2 separate regions of the Mus musculus genome follow, and region 2 is linked to region 1. Evidence: chromatin loops called from intact Hi-C (ENCODE). Cell type or tissue: heart. All regions are shown on one strand. Links, peaks and the distances in the headings refer to the core of each region. The heading gives the core; the rest is flanking DNA. Region 1 overlaps Gsap (gamma-secretase activating protein). Region 2 holds the start of Fgl2 (fibrinogen-like protein 2).

Region 1 (2,818 bases), core at 31-2,530:
CTGCATCAGCTCCTGCTTCCTGACCTGCTTGAGTTCCAGTCCTGACTTCCTCTGGTGATGAACAGCAGTATAGAAGTGTAAGCCGAATAAACCCTTTCCTCCCCAACTTGCTTCTTGGTCATGATGTTTGTGCAGGAATAGAAACCCTGACTAAGACACTATCCTAGGTTTTTGTTATTCCAGATAAATTTGCAAATTGCCCTTTCTAACTCAGTGAAGAATTGAGTTGGAATTTTGATGGGGATTGCATTGAATCTGTAGATTGCTTTCGGCAGGATAGACATTTTGACTATATTAATCCTGCCAATACATGAGCATGGGAGATCTTTCCATCTTCTTCAATTTCTTTCTTCAGAGACTAGTGGGTAACCCAATCACAAAAGAAGTCACTTGATATGCACTCACTGATAAGTGGATATTAGCCCAGAAACTTAGAATATCCAAGATACAACTTGCAAAACACAAGAAAATCAAGAAGAAGGAAGACCAATGTGTGGATACTTCATTCCTCCTTAGAATAGGGAACAAAATACCAATGGAAGGAGTTACGGAGACAAAGTTTGGAGCTAAGACGAAAGAATGGACCATCCAAAGACTACCCCACCCGGCGATCCATCCCATAATCAGCCACCAAACACAGACACTATTGCATATGTCAGCAAGATTTTGCTGACACGACCCTGATATAGCTGTCTCTTGTGAGGCTATGCCAGTGCCTGTCAAATACAGAAGTGGATGCTCACAGTCAGCTATTGGATGGAACACAGCAAACCCCCACCCCCCAATGGAGGAGCTAGAGAAAGTACCCAAGGAGCTGAAGGGGTCTGCAACCCTATAGGTGGAACAACAATATGAACTAACCTGTACCCCCAGAGCTTGTGTCTCTAGCTGCATATGTATCAGAAGATGGCATAGTCGGCCCTCTTTGGGAAGAGAGGCCCCTAGGTCTTGCAAAGATTATATGCCCCAGTAAAGGGGAATGCCAGGGCCAAGAAGTGAGAGTGGGTGGGTAGGGGAGCAGGGCAGGGGGAGGGTATAAGGGGACTTTCAGGATAGCATTTGAAATGTAAATGAAGAAAATATCTAATAAAAAATTAAAATAAAAAAAAAAGAAGTTCCTCCAGAGAGAAATGTTGAAGCCATTGATTTATGCCAGCAGAGGGCAATTGAGAGCCGTGTGCCTTTGGGAGAGCAGGCATGGTTTCTTTTCTAAGCTTGTGGGTTTTTCATGTTGGTATTAATATGAGGAATAGCCCTGATTTAAGTCAGTTACAGGTGTGAAGAGGCCTGTTGTGACTTACCTCGTGCCTGTCCTGTTTTCAGATGGTGTCTGAGCTAAGAGACCACCTACTGAGACACCTGCAGGGTGTAGAAAAGAAGAAAATTGAACAGATGGTTCTGGACTACATTTCAAAACTGGTTGGTTTTAGTTGTTCTTCTAATTTCAACCGCACCCTTAGCTCCATGTATAATTCTCAAGGTGTAGTCAGTGAGCCCATTGGTGGAGGTTGTGTAATATGTATGTGTGGTGTATGTACGTGCATGTGTGCATGTCCAGGTGAAGTGCCCATGGACGTGTGTAGGCGGGAGGTTGACTGTAATGTCTTCCTTGCTCACTTTCTATGTTAGCTTTTTTTTTTTTTTTTTTTTTTTTGAGACAGGATTGCTCACTGGACATAGATCTCATTAATGCAGCTAATAAATCAAAAGATTCAGCTACAAAGGGCAAAGAGATAGAATGCTCCATCATTTCTCTAAGTTTAAGTAAGATTGGTATGCAAATGAATCAGTATGTGACTATATGTGTGTACTATGTATGTGTGTTTGTGTGTGTACCTTTGCATGGTGTGTGTGTGGTTTGCAATGGCCTTTGGAAGATTACATTTCTTAGCTAAGAGCAAGTGGATCTCTTCAATTAATTTTAAAGTTCTACTTTTACTCTAGTCATTAGTGACTGCTTTCATATTTGAAAATCTATCGAAAGGCTTGAATTTTGTAATTGATTAATTAATTTTGCATGCAGGTATTTTGTATGCATGTGTGCCTGGTGCCCACAGAGTCCAGAAGAGGGTGGCAGACACTGAACCAGGGTCCTCTGGAAGAGCAGTCAGTGCTCTTAATGGCTGCGCCATCTCTCCAGCCACAGTGCCTTTTATAATTTTAGTGTACTAGGAAAGATCGGGCATTGTCATAGAATGATACCCATGATAAGGGCATCAGAGCTCCTCTCTCTCCTTCCAATAGAGCTGTAGTGAGGTGAGCTATGCTCTCAGAACATGGTACTGACCATTGCATATCGAGAGAAATGTTCTCAGTCACTTGTCTCTTTCTTCAAAAATATGTCTTTTTTCTATCTTATTTTGGTCAACCTTATTTTTTTTTTTAAACAAGGCCATTTTTAAAAGCAATCTGGTAAGCGGGTCTGTATGAGTGCAGACACGCAAGGCTGCTTGGCAGTATTCTGAAATTTCACAGCAATGGCGGGATTCCTGAGGTCTATAGTCTTCAGTAATGATCAGGAGTTACTTGCATGAAATCATCTCTAGCCAGCAAGACCTTATTCACGCACCTATCATTTTTAGAATTGCTGGTGACCAGGACATACCTCCTTCTCCACATACCCTTGCTTCCTTAGGTCACAAGGCCTGGCTTGCTCATGCTTACCTCAATAGCTGTGTCTTTGGTGATTATATTCAGTCTGGGTATAGTGGGAATGGGGGATTTTTTTCACACCAGGTGTTGGCAGGCAGCAGGTGGCTTCAGCTCAGGATATGACACGAAGGCCTTGAAACCAAAGTCCATTGGCTTAAAGAACCTG
Region 2 (2,818 bases), core at 192-2,691, 95 kb after region 1:
AAAAAAAATATTCAAATTCCTTGTGCACTGGTAACAGGCATGAAGGCTCAGCAAAGCCAATACGTGTTATGTCCAGTTGGAGACAGTGCCAGGGCCAACATTCCAGACTTCTCAGATAGAAAGTGCGCCTGCCTGCCCTGCTCTGAGAATTTGAAGAGAGTAGTTCAGTTAGAATTAAGAGGCAGTAGAGAAAAGTCTTGGGAAATCTGGTTAGAGATATAAATATGAGAACTGGACATGGTGGTACACACCTGTGATCTCTGTGTTTAGGAGGGAGAGGCAGAGAGATCAGGAGTTCAAGGCCAGCCTGAGCTACTTGAGACCCAGTCTAAATAAATAAGAGATAGATTACAGAGTGCCTTTAACTAGTACAGAGAAAGAATTTGGGTTTATCTGTGTCAGTTACGCTGAAATAATTTTTAAGTAATAAAATCCCTTTTAATAAGAAACCTTATGAGGTCAGTATGCACAATGAACTTAAGAGAGACCCCCAGCTCCTGAGCTGAGTGATGGGGAAGGACAGCCACTGCCTGTGATGTGTGAGTGACGTGCTTCCAAGTGTTTTAACCACTGACGATTACATAGCCTGCACAGTCAGGAGAAAACAGCCGTATTCTCTGCCAGTTCTCTTCCCTTTTACAAACAGATGAGAGACACACACAGAGAATCCATTTAAAGAGCGGACCTTTGTTCTGATTAGGGGCAATTTTAAGTACTTAAGAGTTCACACAAAGTCTAGCCTTCAAAAAGAAAACAGGTTCCCAAACTAGGGAGGAAACAGAATCATTTCCATTTTGGTGACATTTAGTGGGAAGAAGCTCACAGACATTTAGACGTTCCAACTCTTTCCCCACTAGTGGACCAAGTATATAATATGGTATCTTTTGGGCACTGGTATTACAACTGTTTTTTAAACAAAAGACTTTCCTTGTGCTTTACTAAAAACCCAGACGGTGAATCTTGAATACAATGCGTGGCACCCACGGCAGGCATTCTATTGTGCATAGTTTTGACTGACAGGAGATGACAGCATTTGGCTGGCTGCGCTTGCTGAGGACCCTCTCCTCCTGTGTGGCGTCTGAGACTGTGATGCAAATGCGCCCGCCCTTTTCTGGGAACTCAGAACGCCTGAGTCAGGCGGCGGTGGCTATTAAAGCGCCTGGTCAGGCTGGGCTGCCGCACTGCAAGGATGAGGCTTCCTGGTTGGTTGTGGCTGAGTTCTGCCGTCCTCGCTGCCTGCCGAGCGGTGGAGGAGCACAACCTGACTGAGGGGCTGGAGGATGCCAGCGCCCAGGCTGCCTGCCCCGCGAGGCTGGAGGGCAGCGGGAGGTGCGAGGGGAGCCAGTGCCCCTTCCAGCTCACCCTGCCCACGCTGACCATCCAGCTCCCGCGGCAGCTTGGCAGCATGGAGGAGGTGCTCAAAGAAGTGCGGACCCTCAAGGAAGCAGTGGACAGTCTGAAGAAATCCTGCCAGGACTGTAAGTTGCAGGCTGACGACCATCGAGATCCCGGCGGGAATGGAGGGAATGGAGCAGAGACAGCCGAGGACAGTAGAGTCCAGGAACTGGAGAGTCAGGTGAACAAGCTGTCCTCAGAGCTGAAGAATGCAAAGGACCAGATCCAGGGGCTGCAGGGGCGCCTGGAGACGCTCCATCTGGTAAATATGAACAACATTGAGAACTACGTGGACAACAAAGTGGCAAATCTAACCGTTGTGGTCAACAGTTTGGATGGCAAGTGTTCCAAGTGTCCCAGCCAAGAACACATGCAGTCACAGCCGGGTAGGTGTAATGAGGGTCATACAGTTTGTTCATGAAAGCTGTATAGCCAGATAGTGGCCATAAACATTAACCCGAGGGAGCATAAGTTAGTCAGACTTTCACCTGTTAAGTTATGGCAGGAGAAACAAGTGTTTTCTCAAATGAGACAACAGAAATGGTAAATGATCCACGTACAAAAATCCTATTAGTTGTACTCGTTAGAGACCGTCACTTGCAAGTCTCTAGACCTTCCCTGCTAGGTCGACCAACAGACGAGCAGAAACAGATTCCTCCCGGAATCTGAACACATATTTGAACACAGGACAGGTATGGCAAGGTTCCTGGCTCTGCTTGCTTAGGTCCCTGGGAATCAGATCTTGGGTGGCTGATGGGCTTTATAAGGCTTTCACAAACAATCTGCTGTGCTAGGTTCTCAAATATCTAGTGAGAATGGGAGATTTTTATACATGGAAGCATCTCTCCTCTCTCTCTCCTCTCTCCTCTCTCTTCTCTCTCTCTCTCTCTCTCTCTCTCTCTCTCTCTCTCTCTCTCTCTCTCTCTCCTCCCTCCCTCCCTCTCTCTCTCTTTGTGTGTGTGTGTGGTGGGGATGAGGACACGTGTAGAACTTCGGGGGTTGAGACTTAGTGCATATGCATCCTCACCATTCCAGTTAGTGAATGTTAACACTATTTAAGGTCACAGACCTAACAGCCTTCTGTGTCCGGATTCCTGGATTCCTAGGACCTTTGTGGATGGGTTGCCACACCCTCTGTGTTCATCCTGACTGTGAGGTCGATGGGACATAGTAGGGATAACTTTCATTTGGAATCTCTAGAGATGGTAGGTCATCATGTCATAGAATGTTATCACTAATGACCAAGATAGACACTCATGTTTAAGAGACATCACAAGGTGTATATTAAATATGACATGGCATATAACTTGTAATGACACAAAAATATTCTGTTACCTACTTTTCTCCTAAAAGCTTGGGACTCTCCAGAGTTCTAAATACATGCAAACAGATTATTGTGTTTTACAGGAATCTTATATTGAAC

What was found. Peaks named below come from ENCODE experiments on the same cell type or tissue, not always from the same donor. Only the 100,000 strongest peaks of a DNase experiment are listed, where the experiment ranks them.
Region 2: it touches region 1 in a loop (4-fold over the local background); 2 of 42 quality-filtered maps call a loop at or near these places.

Annotation. Positions count from the first base shown.
Region 1 is chr5:21,276,722-21,279,539 of GRCm38, forward strand. Gsap (gamma-secretase activating protein) reads left to right here. Exons shown (of 31, transcript NM_175437.3): 24 at 1,324-1,419. Among named protein-coding and RNA genes, the nearest start is that of Gsap, 92 kb to the left of the region's middle. In heart, for the core only: a CTCF peak has its summit at 1,158 (motif pointing right); no DNase peak of the experiment used is centred there.
Region 2 is chr5:21,371,528-21,374,345 of GRCm38, forward strand. All of the region lies in intron 2 of Ccdc146 (coiled-coil domain containing 146), which reads right to left. Fgl2 (fibrinogen-like protein 2) reads left to right here and starts at 1,146. Exons shown (of 2, transcript NM_008013.4): 1 at 1,146-1,781. The coding sequence starts at 1,190. In heart, for the core only: no CTCF peak of the experiment used is centred there; a DNase peak (open chromatin) is centred at 1,144; H3K4me3 peaks cover 2,193 bases; H3K27ac peaks cover 1,980 bases.